2 separate regions of the Homo sapiens genome follow, and region 2 is linked to region 1. The links are chromatin loops, found by intact Hi-C in ENCODE. Cell type or tissue: mammary epithelial cell. All regions are shown on one strand. Links, peaks and the distances in the headings refer to the core of each region. The heading gives the core; the rest is flanking DNA. Region 1 has its middle 16 kb from the start of MELK. Region 2 has its middle 94 kb from the start of MIR4475.

Evidence for each region. A loop is a pair of places that touch in the nucleus more often than their neighbours do. Peaks named below come from ENCODE experiments on the same cell type or tissue, not always from the same donor. Only the 100,000 strongest peaks of a DNase experiment are listed, where the experiment ranks them.
Region 2: a loop joins it to region 1, with 16 times the contacts of the local background. A loop is called at or near these places in 7 of 110 quality-filtered maps.

The regions. Positions count from the first base shown.
Region 1 is chr9:36,552,888-36,561,218 of GRCh38, forward strand. No RefSeq gene overlaps it. Among named protein-coding and RNA genes, the nearest start is that of MELK, 16 kb to the right of the region's middle. RefSeq lists an enhancer at 5,378-5,988. In mammary epithelial cell, for the core only: a CTCF peak has its summit at 3,149; a DNase peak (open chromatin) is centred at 3,114.
Region 2 is chr9:36,724,946-36,733,276 of GRCh38, forward strand. No RefSeq gene overlaps it. Among named protein-coding and RNA genes, the nearest start is that of MIR4475, 94 kb to the right of the region's middle. RefSeq lists an enhancer at 989-1,490. In mammary epithelial cell, for the core only: a CTCF peak has its summit at 4,157 (motif pointing left); a DNase peak (open chromatin) is centred at 4,156.

The DNA of each region.
Region 1 (8,331 bases), core at 105-8,104:
ATTTGAGACCATCCTGGCCAACATGGTGAAACTCCGTCTCTACTAAAATTCCAAAAATTAGCCGGGTATGGGGGCGGTGCCTGTAATCCCAGCTACTCAGGAGGCCGAGGCAGGAGAATTGCTTGAACCCAGGAGACAGAGGTTGCAGTGAGCTGAGATCACACCATTGCACTCCAGCCTGGGCAACAGAACAAGACTCCGTCCCCCTCCCCCACAAAAAAAAAAGGCCTGGTGTGGTGGCTCACACCTGTAATCCCAGCACTTTCAGAGGCCGAGGTGGGCAGACCACCTGAGGTCAGGAGTTTGAGACTAGCCTGGCCAACATGGTGAAACCCCGTCTCTACTAAAATACAAACATTGGCTGGACGTGGTGGTGGGTGCCTGTAATCCCCAGCTACTCGAGTGGTTGCGGCAGGAGAATTGCTTGAACACGGCAGGCAGAGGTTGCTGAGATCGTGCCATTGTACTTCAGCCTGGACGGCAAGAGCATAACTCTGTCTCAAAAACACATACACAGCCGGGCGCGGTGGCTCACGCCTGTAATCCCAGCACTCTGGGAGGCCGAGACGGGCGGATCACAAGGTCAGGAGATCGAGACCATCTTGGCTAACACAGTGAAACCCCATCTCTACTAAAAAATACAAAAAGTTAGCCGGGCATAGTGGTGGGCGCCGTGCCTGTAGTCCCAGCTACTCAGGAGGCTGAGGCAGGAGAATGGCGTGAACCCGGGAGGCGGAGCTTGCAGTGAGCCGAGATCGCGCCACTGCACTCCAGCACTCTAGCCTGGGTGACAGAGCAAGACTCCGTCTCAAAAAACAAACAAACAAAAACAAACACACACACACACACACACCAAAAAAAAAAAAACCCACAGAACAATACAATTTTATTTATTTATTTATTTATTTACAGAAACGAGGTCTCATTATATTGCCCAGGCTGGTCTTGAACTCCTGAGCTCAAGTGATCCTCCCGCCTCCGCGTCCCGATATGCTGGGATTACAAGCATGAGCCACCATGCCTGGCCCAGAATAATATAATTTGGGGCTTCTTAAGTTTAGTGTGCCTGCGAATCACCAAGGGATCTCTTTAAATTTCAGATATGATTCAGCAGGTCTTTGGCAGGGCCTGAGGCTCTGCATTTCTTTTGTTGTTATTTCGAGACAGAGTCTAGCTATGTCACCCAGGGTGGAGTGCAGTGGTGCGATCACTGCTCACTGCAGTCTTGCCTTCCTGGGCTCAAGCAGTCCTCCCATCTCAGCCTCCCAAGTAGCTGGGACTGCATGCCACCACACCCGGCTAATTTTTTTTTTTTTTTTTTGAGATGGAGTCTTGCTCTGTCGCCCAGGCTGGAGTGCAATGATGTGGTCTCAGCTCACTGCAACCCCTGCCTCCCGGGTTCGAGCGATTCTCTTCCTCAGCCTCCCAAGTAGCTGGGACTACAGGCGCCCACCACACCCAGCTAATTGTTGTATTTTTTTAAATAGAGACGGGGTTTCACTATGTTGGCCAGGCTTGTCTCAAACTGCTCACCTCATGATCCGCCCACCTCAGCCTCCCAAAGTGCTGGGATTACAGGTGTGAGCCACCGCACCCGGCCTAATTTTTGTATTTTTTGTAGAGACAGGGTTTCGCCGTGTTGCCCAGGCTGGTCTCGAACTTCTGGGCTCAAGTGACCCTCCTGCCTCAGCCTCTGAAAGTGTTGGGATTATAGGCGTGAGCCACTGTGCCCTGCCAGGCCCTGCATTTCTAACAAGCTCTTAGGTGACATCCGTGCTGGTTGTCTGCTGACATTTTGAGTAGCAAAGATATAATTTTCAAATACCATAACTCAGCTTTAATAACTGTTAACTACTGGTCAGCTTTGTTTCCATCTTCTTATCCATTCTCTGCCCCAGATGATTTTGAAGTAAATCTTGGACATTCTATGATTTACGTGTATTTAATTACATATCTCATTGAAAACTTCAGAATGCTTCCTTTGAAAAATATAATCATAATAGCATCAGGAGCGCCTCAAAAGTTTAACAATGACTTCTTTTTTTATTATTTTTATTTTTTATTTATTTTTTTATTTTTTGAGACAGAGTCTCGCTCTGTCGCCCAGGCTGGAGTGCAGTGGCACAATCTCGGCTCACTGCAACCTCCACCTCACGGGTTCACGCCGTTCTCCTGCCTCAGCCTCCCGAGTAGCTGGGACTATAGGCGCCAGCCATCACGCCTGGCTAATTTTTTGTATTTTAAGTAGAGACGGGGTTTTACCGTGTTAGCCAGGATGGTCTCGATCTCCTGACCTTGTGATCTGCCCGCCTTGGTCTCCCAAAGTGCTAGGACTACAGGCAGGAGCCACCGCGCCTGCCCTAACAGTGATTTCTGAGTATCATCCAGTATCCAGTCAATTCACATTTCCCTGATTGTCCCATGAATGCTTTTTTATTGTGATTTGTTAATATGTCTCTTCAGTCATTTTTTATTTTATTTATTTATATATTTTTGAGATGGAGTCTTGCTCTGTCACCCAGGCTACAGTGCAGTGGTGTCATCTCAGCTCACTGAAACCTTTGCCTCCCAGGTTCAAGTGATTCTCCTGCCTCAGCCTCCTGAGTAGCTGGGATTACAGGCTCGCACCACCATGCCCAGCTATTTTTAGTAGAGACAGGGTTTCACCTTGTTGGTTAGGCTGGTCTCGAACTCCTGACCTCGTGATCTGCTCGCCTCAGCCTCCCAAAGTGCTGGGATTACAGGCGTGAGCCACCATGCCCGGCCTCTTCAGTCATTTTTAACCTGAAGATTCTCCTTTCAGCTTTTTCTTTTCCTTACTTTTATTTATTTATTTATTTTTAAGAAACTAGGTATTTGTTCTGTAGAGTTTTCCAGTGTGGATTTTGCTGCCAACATCCTCCTGATGTTGTTGAGCATGTTCCTTTCTCTCTTGTATTTCCTATAAATTGGTATGGATCCAGAGCCTTAATTGGATTCAGGTTTGATTTTTTTGACAAGGCTACCTAATACACAGTGCTGTGCATTCCATCAGGAGGTGCCTCATGTCTTCTTGTCTTTCTGTCCATAATCTTTGTAAAGGAGTCATCTCGCCTAACAATGGAACCCGTGATTGGGGTCTGCTGCCACCGGGTGGTAGCAGCATGCCATAGCCGCAGGTTCAAGGAGTAGTAAAAGGGAAAAAACACTGCTGTGAGATCCCAGACGGCAGGACTTGTCCTCTTCATTGAACCTACAATAAATCATCATGATTCTCAAACACGATACTTCAAAGCTACTTTTATTTTATTATTATTATTATTTTTGTTATTATTGTTTTTGAGACGGAGTCTCACTCTGTAGCCCAAGCTGGAGTGCAGTGGCGTGATCTCGGCTCACTGCAACCTTCGCCTCTGGGACTCAAGCGATTCTCCTGCCTCAGCCTCTCGAGGAGATGGGACTAGAGGCACCCACCACCATGCCCAGTTAATTTTTTTTTTTTGTATTTTTAGTAGAGACCAGGTTTCACCATGTTGCCCTGGGTGGTCTCGAACTCCTAAGCTCAGGAGATCCACTCGCCTTGGCCTCCCAAAGTGCTGTGATTACAGGCGTGAGTCACCACACCTGGCCTATTATTATTATTTTTTAGAGACAGTCACCCAGGCTGGAGTGCAGTGGCACAATCATTGCTCACTGCAGCCTCAATCTCTCGGGCTCAAGCTATTCTCCCATCTCAGCCTCTTGAGTAGCGGGGACCACAGGCACACACCACCACGCCTGGCTAGTCTTTTTTTTTTTGCTTTTTTCTTTTGGTAGAGATGTGGTCTCACTAAGTTGCCCAGGAGCAAAGCTACTTTTAAAATGAGGCTGGGCACTGTGGCTCATGCCTGTAATCCTGAACTGAGGCAGGAGGATTGCTTGAGGTCAGGAGTTCAAGGCCAGCCTGGCCTACATGGTGAAACCTCATCTCTACTAAAAATACAAAAGTTAGCCAGGTGTCCAGGTGCAGTGGCTCACTCCTGTAATCCCAGCACTTTGGGAGGCCGAGGTGGGCGGAACACCTGAGGTCGGGACCAGCCTGACCAAGAGAGAGAAACCCTGTCTCTACTAAAAAGACAAAATTAGCCGTCGTGGTGGCGTGTGCCTGTAATCCCAGCTGTTCAGGCCGAGGTTGGCGGAACACCTGAGGTTGGGAATTCGAGACCAGCCTGACAAACAGGGAGAAACCCTGTCTCTGAGGCTGAGGCAGGAGAATCACTTAAACCTGGGAGAAGGAAGTTGCAGTGAGCCGAGACTGTGCCATTGCACCCCGGCCTGGGCAACAAGAGCGGAGCTCTGTCTCAAAAAAAAAAAAAAAAAGAAAATTAGCCAGGCATGGTGGTGCATGCTTGTAGTCCCAGCTACTCTGGAGACTGAGGCAGGAGAATCACTTGAACCTGGGAGGTGGAGGTTGCAGTGAGCCGAGATCAGGCCACTGCACTCCAGCCTCGACAACAGAGCAAGACTGTCTCAAAATAAATACATAAATAAATTAGTTAAATTAAATTAAACAATGCTGCTGGGTGCAGTGGGCTGACGCCTATAATCCCAGCACTTTGAGAGGTGGAGGCATGAGGATTGCCTGAGCCTAGGATTTCAAGGCTGCAGTGAACTATGATCAGCCACTGTACTCCAGCCTGGGTAACACAGCAAAACCCTGTCTCTAAAAAAATAAAATAGTCTAATGCTGTCTAATAGCATGAAATAATAGTTACAATTTATTAAGCCCAAGAACCTTATATCCATATCTCATTTAATTCTCACAACACCCAGGAATATTAAACCATGGTGTTCATGTTTTGTAAAACAGTGGTGATGCTGGAGTTTGCTGTCAAGACTTGTTCTCAACCATTTCTGTGCCAATCTTCTGTTTTGGTCTATATTGGAGTCACTTGTCCTTCCTGTCTCCACCCGACATCCCCTTACAGTGGTGCTGTTATTTTTTCTGTTTGTCCCACTGTCCTCCATTGCCATCCATTCCCCCTGGGAGACTGAACTTTCTCTTTAGTTTTTTTTTTTTTTTTTTAAAGACAGAGTCTCGCTCTGTCGCCCAGGCTGGAGTGCAGTGGCACAATCTCAGCTCACTGCGACCGCCACCTCCCAGGTTCAAGCAATTGTCCTGCCTCAGCCTCCCGAGTAGCTGGGATTAAAAGAGCACCCCACCACACCTGGCAAATTTTTGTATTTTTAGTAGAGACGGGGTTTCACCATGTTGGCCAGGCTGGTCTCAAACTCCTGACCTCAAGTGATCCACCTGCCTTGGCCTCCCAAAGTGCTAGGATTACAGGCATGAGCCACCACACCTGGTCTTACTTTTCCTTTCTTTCTTTCTTTTTTTTTTTTTTGAGATGGAGTTTGTGCTCTGTTGCCCAGGCTGGAGTGCAATGGCACGATCTCAGGTTACTGCAACCACCGCCTATTAGGTTCAAGCGATTCTCTCACCTCAGCCTCCCGAGTAGCTGGGATTACAGGCGTCCAACACCACGCCTGGCTAGTTTTTGTATTTTTTTGTTTATTTATTTTTTTTTGTGACAGAGTCTCCCTTCGTCGCCCAGGCTGGAGTGCAGTGGCGCAATCTCGGCTCACTGCCTCTGCCTTCCGGTTCAGTCAATTCTCCTGTCTCAGCCTCCCTAGTAGCTGGGACTACGGGCACACGCCACCATGGCCAGCTAATTTTTTGTTTCTGTTTTGTTTTGTTTTGTTTTGTCTTGTTTTTGAAACAGAGTCATGCTCTTGTTGCCCAGGTTGGAGTGCAATGGCACGATCTCGGCTCACTGCAACCTCTGCCTCCTGGATTCAATGGATTCTCCTGCCTCAGCCTCCCAAGTAGCTGGGATTACAGGTGCCCACCACCATGCCCAGCTAATTTTTTTTTTTGTATTTTTAGTAGAGACGGGGTTTCACCATGTTGACCAGGCTACTCCCAAACTCGGACGACCTGAAGTCGGAAGTTCGAGACCAGCAGGACCAACATGGAGAAACCCCGTCTCTACTAAAAATACAAAAAATTAGCCAGGCGTGGTGTTACATGCTTGTAATTCCAGCTACTTGGGAGGCTGAGGCAGGAGAATCACTTGAACCCAGGAGGTAGAGGTTGCAGTGAGCCGAGATTGCGCCATTGCCCTCTGGCCTGGGAGACAAGAGTGAAACTCCGTCTCAAAAAAAAAAAAAAAGTTTATCCTTTTTCCCTCTGGGCTCCATGCAGGTCCCTTTCCTTCTCCACTTTTGTTCCCAGCAATTTACGGTTTCCTTGATTATCATTTCTCTGATAACTATGTTACCAGAAAGGGCTCCTGATGCACATCCTAAGAGAGGGTTCTTGGATCTCACACAAGAAAGAATTCAGGGTGAGTCACTAGAGTAAGTGAAAGCAAGTTTATTAGGAAAGTAAAGGAAGAAAGGAATGCCTACTTTACAGACAGAGCAGCCCTGAGGGATGCTGGTTGCCCATTTTTATGGTTATTTCTTGATGATATGCTAAACAAGGGGTAAATTATTCATGCCTCCCCTTTTTAGACCATATTGGGTGACTTCCTGACGTTGCCATGGCATTTGTAAACTGTCATGGTGCTGGTGGGAACGTAGCAGTCAGGACACCCAGAGGTCACTCTCGTCGCCATCTTGGTTTTCGTGGGTTTTAACTGGCTCCTTTACTGCAACATGTTTTATCAGCAAGGTCTGTATGACCTGTATCTTGTGCTGACCTCCTATCTCATCCTGTGACTTAGAATGCCTTAACCTTCTGGGAATGCAGCCTAGTAGGTTTCAGCCTCATTTTACCCAGCTTTATTCAAGACGGAGTTGCTGTAGTTCAAATGCCTCTGACAATTATACCCTCTTAGTTATGTGCTTTCTGTTCTCTTGGTTAAGGTTTGTTCGCTTGTTTTTGAGACAGGTTCTCTCTCTCTTGCCCAGGCTGAAGTGCAGTGGCGTGATGTTGGGTCACTGCAAACTCCACCTCTGGGGTTCAAGCTATTCTCCTGCCTCAGCCTCCCGATAAGCTGGGATTACAGGCACCCACCACCAAGCCTGGCTAATTTTTGCATTTTTAGTAGAGACAGGGTTTCACCATGTTTGCCAGGCTGGTCTCGAACTCCTGGCCTCATGTGATCTGGCCGTCTCAGCCTCTCAAAGTGCTGGGATTACAGGCATGAGCCACTGTGCCCAGCTTTGGTTAAGGTTTGAAGGTGTCACAGGGTGAACTCCAGAATTGGGGTTCAGCCTGGGAGACCCCTTGGGTTCCTGGCTTCACAGGAAGGAATTCACAGCCTGGTTAACATGGTGAAATGCCATCTCTACACAAATACATATATTAGGTGGGTGTGGTGGCACATGCCTGTAATCCCAGCTACTCAGGAGGCTGAGGCACAAGAATCACTTGAACCCCGGAGGCAGGGGTTACAATGAGCTGAGATCGCACCACTACACTCCAGCCTGGGCGACAGAGTGAGACTGTCTTAAAAAAATAAATAAGTAGCTGGGAGTGGTGGCTCACTCCTGTAATCCCAACACTTTGGGAGGCTGAGGGGGGGTGGATCACGAGATCAGGAGTTCGAGACCAGCCTGACCAGCATGGTGAAACCTGGTTTTTACTGAAAATACAAAAAATTAGCCGGGCGGGGTGGTGCGTGCCTGTAATTCCAGCTACTTGGGAGGTTGAGGCAGGAGAATTGCTTGAACCCAGGAGGCAAAGGTTGCAGTGAGCTGAGATCGCGCCATTGCACTCTAGCTTGGGCAACAAGGGCGAAACTCCGTCTCAAAAAAATAATAAATAAATAAATAAAAAGTAGCCTCCATAGGCAGAGCAGCCCTGAGGGCTGGTGGGTGGCTCTTTTTATGGTTATTATGGTTATTTCTTTATTATATGCTAAACAAGGAGTGGATTCTTCATGAGTTTTCCAGGAAAGTGGCAGGGAATTCCTGGAACCTAGGGTTCCTCTTTCTTTCAGAGCATATAGGGTAACTTCCAGACATTGCCAGGGTGTTTGTAAACTGTCATTGCACTTGTGGGAGCTTCCTTTAGCATGCTAATGTATTATAATTAGCATATGATAAGCAGTTAGGATGACCAGGGGTCGCTTTCATGGCCATCTTGGTTTGGGTGGGTTTTGACCGGCTTCTTTTACTGTATGTTTTATCAACTGGGTCTTTGTGAGCTGTGTCTTGTGAAACCAGTCCTGCCAAACTCCTGTCTCAAAGGAAGTGCCTTCATTTCATCATCAACATTCTTAAAATTTTTTTCCTTTTTTTTTTTTTTTTTGAGACGGAGTTTCGCTCCTCTTGCCCAGGATGGAGTGCCATGGTGTGATCTTG
Region 2 (8,331 bases), core at 108-8,107, 170 kb after region 1:
CAGGTGCAGGTCCTGGAAGAGGTGGAGGCCATGCGGAGGGAGCAGGCAGAGATGGGCAGGAGGAGTGAGGGACTCTTGATCTTGGTGATCAGGTGATCAATTACCCTGGTTTATCCTAGTTTTAGCACTGAAAGTCCCATATCCCAGGAACCCCTCAGACCAGGGCAAACCGAGATGGTTGGTCACCATACTTTACTTGGCAACAAGGGAATTGCATTCTATTGGAAGGCTCGATTTCTCAGTGGTTACAGCAGAAACTATGACCCCTAGAGCTGGATGTTGATTCTGGCTCTACCGTTACTGTGTGATCTGGGGCAAGGGTTTTAATTGCTCTTGGTTTTAGTTTCTGATATATAAAATGGGAATAATATTTCCTTCATAGGAGGATTTGGGGGAGGGGTAAAAAGGATAATGCATGTAGAACCTTAGCATAGGGCTTGGTATGTTTATTTATTTGACAAATATGTTTTGGCCACTATGACCCTATTTTCTCATATTTCATTGAATGTAAGATGCCATCAATTAATTGTATACTGAACAATGATTGGCCTACTATGAAGGAAAGAATGCTGCCCATTACACTTTGACTTATGATGGATTGCAAGTTATATCTCAATTTCAGAGATACTAACATGTGAAAAAAAATACCCACCTTAGAATCGATGAACCAGGTACCACGTTGGGAACCTCTGGGCTATGGTGGTGAATAAGGCCATTAAAGCCTCTGCCACTGCTCAATTTGCAGCTCAGTGCAGGCTTCTGGGTGGAGACACTTTTCCAAAAACTCCTGAGGTCTAAGTATGTCTCCTTGAAGACTGTGGCAGGTATCCTATGTTCAATTTAAAATGTCAGATGTGAGGGAGAGTTCCAGGCTGTATGGGGTGCCAGAAGAGAAAATTCTTGGTTTACATGGTCACATGATTGCTCTGGGACCTGGGGCCAGTCAGTTGTGCTTTCTGTGTCTCTGGTGTGAACAGGGGGATTGATTCTAGCTCTGAGGCCTTCCTGGCTTCAACCTTCAGGGACTCTGTTGGGTCCCCCATGGTGGCCAAGTCCCCCTCTCCCAATTGCAGGAAGGGCTTCCTTCTGGATATATGGTCTGCCAAGGGAATGCAACTCTCCCTTGGTGAGTGCCACTCACTGCCAGACTGGGATGGGTGGGAGTGGTGCTTGGGGTGGGATAGGCAGGGGAAGCTCCAGGTGTCAGGTTACACTCCTTGCAGAGCACTGCTGGGCCTGAATGGGAGCCAGGGAGAACGTCCTGCCTTCTCCATCTTTGTTCCTACTAGTTTTTCACAAAGGGACACATGCAGTTTTCCCCTTCATTGTGGGTTCCCTATGTGGGAAAATTCCATTTGCTAGGCCTCAGAACCAGTCCGTGGAACCATGACGGCACCTTCCCCCACCCAGTGTGCCCGATTAGCCTCCAGAGGAGGCTTCTGAAAGGTCAGCTGGTGGGGCATTTCTACCCTGTTGTGGACGATGTGAGGTCAGCACAGACTCCAGGGAGGGCGGCCAGTTTCTACCTAGTCCTGAAAGCAGCACTAAGTTAAATGCTCGCGGGGGTGGGGCAGGAGGGTGGGAAACCCAAGGCTGAGAATACTGTTTGTTTAGAGCGTGATCCACAGAGCATCGAGGGCCCGCTTTCTGTACCTCATTATGTGAAGCCTTGAAGCCTTGTGGTGCCAGCTAAGGGGGGAAGTGCTCAGTGTGGGCCAAGGGAGGAGCTACCCCTGGGGTCCCTCCTGCTGAAAGTCTGGAGTGGTCATGGGGATGAGGGCAGAATTAGATACCTGTCCCAGGACCCTGGTTGAGGGTAGAAAGTCATTTCACGTCGGGAGGAGGCTGGGGGCTGATGCGACACTTGAAAATATATATTTATCATTTTTTTATGACTAGATAAATACTAGAAAATCTAGAAACATAGACAAAAATCCAAAAGAATAAAATAAAAATCACAGCAATCCAATAATCTAGAGTCAACTTCCTTTGACATTCTGGTGTATTTTCTATTAGAATCTGTGTTCTAAACACAGGCCTAGATCTTACATTTGAAGGGCCCAGGGCAAGGGTACAATTGGAGTTCCACATACCATATGTTTAAATATTTAATATTTAAATCATTTTTTCTAAGAAAGATTTTCTTCTGAAACATTCAAAATTATCTGTCAAGACCAAAAGGCAAAACTCAAATTACAATGAGTAAATCTTAAAAATTTAGATGAAAATTATTTCTGTAAAGCAGACATTAAAATTTTTTAAAAACGTTTGATTACATTCCATTAGGTATTAAAAATAGCAAAACTCTATGCTATTTGAATGGCCAGGATCCAGGGTCTATAGTTGTCAATGTAAAGAACTGATATACTTCATACATATTATGTCTGGACCTACACGCAGGGAAATTTAAGAGTGCAATGAATCGTTTGCTATTGCAGAATAGTCTTCAGCTGTTAGGTTCCTCTGGAACCATGAATTAGAACATGAAGAAAAGCAAGGAAATGGACACTTGGCACTGCTGGGAGACTATACTTTGTTATGTAAGAAAATGTTGCATTCCACGCTACCTGAGAGGAAGTGTTTGACAAATTAATTTGTCTATTCTCTTACATGCTTAAGCACGTCCACTGCTCAAATTTTCCCTGTACTCTGAAGCGTCGTCCATCTCTGATGTCAGCCACAGCACAGCCCACGTGGTGTTGTGGCATTGGGATTCAGTCCCTTTTGTCTCAAAGACAGAGGACAAGACCTGGAGACACATCTCCTGGGTCTTGATGATGTTAGTCCCAAGTTAATGTTTAGGGTTACGCTATGCAGCACTGAACACCAGGTCGCAAGTAACAGAAGTGACTGTCTTCATAATAACTATTTGCCTATGTGTGTTTATGAAATGCCGAACACTTTGAATTGTGGGATCTAAGGCATGGACCACACTTACCCAGGTCTAAGGTCTAAGCGTGTGTGTGTGCGTGTGTGCGTGCATGTGCATGTGTGTGCGTGTGTGTGTATATAAAACTATGTATATATTTAATTTAAAATTAATATATTTATTTTAATATTGTAAGGTCTAATTTTAAAAAATACATATATAGAAAATTAGTACTAAATAGTGAGTACCTCTGGAACCACAAATTATATTTTATATGCACAAGGAATTTTAAAATATTAGGAATGTACAATATGTATTATTTCCTCAGTTTTCTAGCATAATTTTTTTCTTTATACATATTCTTCTAAAAATTTATTTTTAATGATTATACAGTATTCCACAAAACAGATATGTCATTATTTATTTATTTATTGAGACAGAGTCTCACTCTGTTGCCCTGGCTGAAGTGCAATGGTGTGACCTTGGCTCACTGCAACCTCTGCCTCCTGGGTTCAAGCGATTCTCCAGCCTTAGACTCCTGAGTAGCTGGGATTACAGGTCGCCGCCACCACGCCCGGCTAATTTTTGTATTTTTAGTAGAGATGAGGTTTCACCAGGTTGGCCAGGCTAGTCTTGAACTCCTAACCTCAAGTGATCCACCTGCCTTGGCCTCCCAAAGTGTTGAGATTGCAGGCATGAGCCACTGGGCCTGGCTGTGTCATCATTTATTAAAGCAGTCCTGTAGTGGTTGTTTCCAATTTTTATGTTGCTTCCAGTTTTTCTCTACTATCAACACCGCCACAATGAACATCCTTGTGTGCATGTAAGCTACATTTCTGGAAGTGGCATCCTCAGGTCGGAGCATATACATTGTGTATATTTAGTTGAGTCAGGGGGCAGCCCCTTTAAAAAGACCCAAGTTTCATTGATAAGCTCTTTTATTTTTTGTTTGTTTAGAGTTGGTCCCAGGGAGACCGAAGCCTGCAGGCAGTACTAGAATTGGCCCAGGGAATGGGGTCTGGAGTTATGGATCCCAACTCTCTCTGAGCTTGGGAGAGTCCCTTCCCCTGTCTGGGCCTCACTTTCTTTATCTGTTCAAAGAAGACTCATTGGTACTGACCTAATGAGAAAAAAAAGGGAAAATAAAAGAAGAACAAAGAGGAGTCAGAGTAGGTTGCAGAGTCCTTGCAATCAGAAACGCTCTGATTCTGGGAGGGTTTGCTTGCTGGGTAAGTGGAGCCAAGCTCCAGCCTCTGGGGCTCTGTCCCTGAGACCATCCTGCCCCCTGCTGGCCAGTTGCCAAATGCCAGCTTTGTTCCTGACTCCCACAGGGAGATTCCCCGGAAATTTGCTGGACTCCCAGCAAGTCAGTTGCCCACTGTGAAAGCAGGAGGCTACAAGAGTATGAGAAGTGAGCGCCAACATTGCTACAATTCATTTAGCTGCTGTTTCACTTCTGGAAATTACATTCTTTGGGCTGTGCTTCCAAATGTCTCATTTCATTCATTTGTTCAGCAAATGCTTCCAAGTTCCTCCTTTGTGTCTGGGCTATGTTAGGGGGCTGGAGACACAGTGTTTGCCTGCAAAAAATGCACAGGCTAGATAGGGCCAAAGAACTGGCCATAGGTTACTACCATACAGAGGACAGAGAGGGGCACAGAGAAAAGCCTTCAGATGTTTAATTATTAGGCTATTGCTGGGCTTTCAAACCCCTGATCCTCATCTGTCTAGATAAAGAGCATAAATAGATGTATACTGGGTTGAATAGCATCCCTCCCTAACACTTGTCCACCCAGAACCTGTGAATGCAATACAGGGTCTTTGCAGATGTAATCAAGTAAAGATGAGGTCATGCTAGTGGGCCCTAATCCAATGATGGGTGTCCTTATAAGACGAGGAGACAGAGACCCAGAGAGACATGCAGAGGGGAAGGCCATGTGAAGGCACTCATAAGTCCCAGAATGGCGGGGATTGCCAGGAACCACCAGCAATTAGAAGAGGCAAGGAAGGATTTCTCCCCTGGAGAGACCATGGCTAGCTGACACCTTAATTTTGGACTTTGGGCCTCCAGAGATACGGGACAATACATTGATGTTGTTCTAAGCCACCCAGTTTGTGGTAATTTGTTGCAGCAGCCCTTGGAAACTAATGCAACAAACTTCTTGAGGATGAAAGTTAGCAAACTGAGGAGTACTCGGAATCCAAGTGAGTGAGTGTGTGTGTGTGTGTGTGTGTGTGTCAGGGTGGGAGGAGCTGGAAGTTTCAAGTTACAGCTTCATCTTGGCTGACTGGCTGTGTGTCCTTGGGTAAGTCCCTTCCTTCCCCTCTCTGGGCATTGGTTTCTTGGCCTATATAGGAAGACATTAGACTAGCCCAGTAGCCTTTGCAATTCATTCTGCTGCTGTTTCATTTCCGAAAACTGCATTCTTTGGGACCATGACAAAACCTTTTTTTGTCCTTTTTTAAAGAATCTGGACCCTTTTTTTTTCTCAAACAAAAGTAAACATATTGCCCCGCATATAAATGAGCACAGCTAAGCTGTGCCAGGCACAGGGTTCTGGGGCTGGTGAAGTACTTTTGGGATTTCCTGACCCTTCTCCAAGAACACCAAGGTTGTGCTGGATCCTGTACTGGCCCCTCTGGCATTCAGAAGGTGACATATGATGTCAAATAACTGTGGGTAATCCCAGAGTGAGTCCCTTTCTTCATGATTTAACAGGAAGGTTTATTTAGTCCTTGGGGTTTATGAGTTTGGGATCACAGAGCTTTTATGTGGACTCAGGAAGGGTGAGTGTATCAGTTTCCTGTGGCTGCTGTAACAAATGGCCACAGAGCTGGTGGCTTCAAACAACCGAAATTTATTCTCTTGTAGTTCTGGAGGCCAGAAGCCTCAAATCAGTCTCACCGGGTGGAAACGGAGGTGCTGGTGGAGCCATGCTCTCTCCACAGGCTCTAAGGGAGATTCCTTTCCTCGTGGCTTCCAGAACCTGGCGACTGCCTGTGTTCCTGGCTTGGGGCCACATCTCTCCAATCTCTGCTTCTGTGGCCACACTACCATTTCCTCTGCCTGTGTTACATCTCCCCCTACCTCTGTCTTATGAGGACACTTGTGACTGTATTTATCCCCTGCCCCCAGATAATCGAGGATCATCTATCTCATTTTCAATTTATCCACATCTGCAGAGTCTATTTTGCTGTATAAGGTAAGTGCACAGTCTAATCTGGGAATTAGACCCTGATACTGGGGCCATCATTCAGTGCACTGTAGAAGGTGATATATCCATGATGAAGCCCATGGCAGAGACCAACTCTGTCAGTCTCCTCTCTTATTCTCATTACTCCCACCCTCCCTCTCTGCCCAGGAAAGAAGCTATAGAAGGCATTTGGAACCCTTTTTTGGGTAAGGGGCGGAGGCGGGGAGGGAGGAGGCTGTGGCATTGTTTGCCGGCCAACCTCCTGGGCAGCTCCTGCTGAGCTGAGGACACAGGAAGGCAGAGCCATTCCCATGGAGAAATAGAACAAGGCCCAACCTGGCAGCCATGTCTGGAGGCAGCCCTTTGTCAAAAGTTCATCTGACCAGGGAGAGAAATTGCATACTCAGAGTTAGATCTTGTGCAAGGAGCTTCCCCATGCCATGTAATCCTCTCAAGAACCCTCTGAGACAGAGGTTATTAGGACCACTTTACAGATGAGAAAACAGGCTCTGGGAAGGAAAGTGACTTTCCAAGCTACATAGTGTTAAAAGAAAAACTTCAGCTGAATTAAATGTAAAGGAATTTAATTGAGCAATGAACGATTCGAGAATCGTGCAGCTCCCAGAATCACAGCAGATTTGGAGAGACTCCAGGGATGCCTCCTGGTCAGAACAAATTTATAGACAACAAAAGGGAAGTGACGTACAGAAATCGAAAGTGAGGTACAGAAACAGTTGATTGCTCACAGTTTGGCGTTTGCCTTATTTGAACACAGTTTAAACACTTAGTGGTCTATGAGTGGTTGAAGTATGCCGCTGGGATTGGACAAAACTCAGCTGTTGTTACAGGCACATACTCCTAAGTTAGGTTTTCAATCTTGTCAGCCTGTTAAGCTAGGTTACAGTTTGTCCACAAGGACTCAGATATAGAAGTATGGAGTTCTGGCTGGGTGCGGTGGCTCACATCTGCAATCCCAGCACTTTGGGAGGCTGAGGTGGGTAGACCACTTGAGGTCAGGAGTTCGAGACCAGCCTGGCTAATATGGTGAAATCCTGTTGCTTCCAAAAATGTAAAAAATTAGCCAGGCGTGATGGTGCGTGCCTGTAATCCCAGCTACTCAGGAGGCTGAGGCAGGAGAATCGCTTGAACCCGGGAGGCGGAGGTTGCAGTGAGCTGAGATTGTGCCACTGCCCTCCAGCCTGGGTGATAGAGTGAGACTCCATGTCAAAAAAAAAAAAAAAAAAAAAAAAAGAAGGACGGAATTCTTCTCAGGCCATATTTAGTTTGCTTTAACAATAGCTAGTGAATGGTGGTGCTGGAGACCAAAGCCAGCACTGCCTGCAGGTTTCAGAATCTGTTTGGATCTGGGTTTCTGCTGCTCTGAGCTAAGCAGCATGCTGTGAGCATGGGGTCAGAGCACTGGACTCGGGTCTAGGAGTAGATCCTTCCCTTCTCAGTGGTTCTACTGTGGGCAGGTTATTCCAGTTCTCAGAGCCTCTGTTTCCTTGTCTGTAGAGCGGGCTGAGAATCCTTGACCTAAGCCCTGGGTTAAGAAGTTCCAGGGAACACATATTCAGGAAAGCCTTTGTACACCCACTGCCCACAGAGGAGGGGTTGATTGTAGTTCAGGTTTTCCTGGACCAGCAAGCTGTGGGTGGTCTTCCAGGAGGAACGGTGCTGAGAACAGGGGTTGTGGGTCTGGCCCCGACAAGGTTAACAGACCCCTCCAAAGGTACCTGGCAGGCAGGGAGGTGCCTCCAAAGCAGTCTAGCTCTAGGGGACGGCCATTCAGGGTAATTCAACAGACATTCATTCACTGGGTAGCCATTCTGGGACAAGCTCTGACTGGGTGATGATGACAAGACGTGGTGGTCTCCACTTTCAGTGACCTCTTCAAGAGAGATGGGCATGTACATAGTTGTAAGAGAAAACAGTGCAGGATCAGGCCCGGCGGAGTCATAAATAAGTACATGGGACACAGAACAGAGGCAGGGCCCGTGGGTGGGCAGTGACATTATGATCCACTATGTGGTCCGGTTTCTTCAGCTCCTCTGATTTGTTCATCACTCTCATCCTGGGGACAGAGAAAGAATAGTTATTATTGCCATAAATAACTTATTGCTTTAAAATTAAAAATGTAATGGCTACCACAGAGCATGTAGAAGATGCATATAAGCAAAAAGAAGATAAAAGGCATTTACAATCCCATTGCTCAGTTATCAATCTCATTACTCCATTGTCAATACTTTGGAGTATTTCTTTCAACTA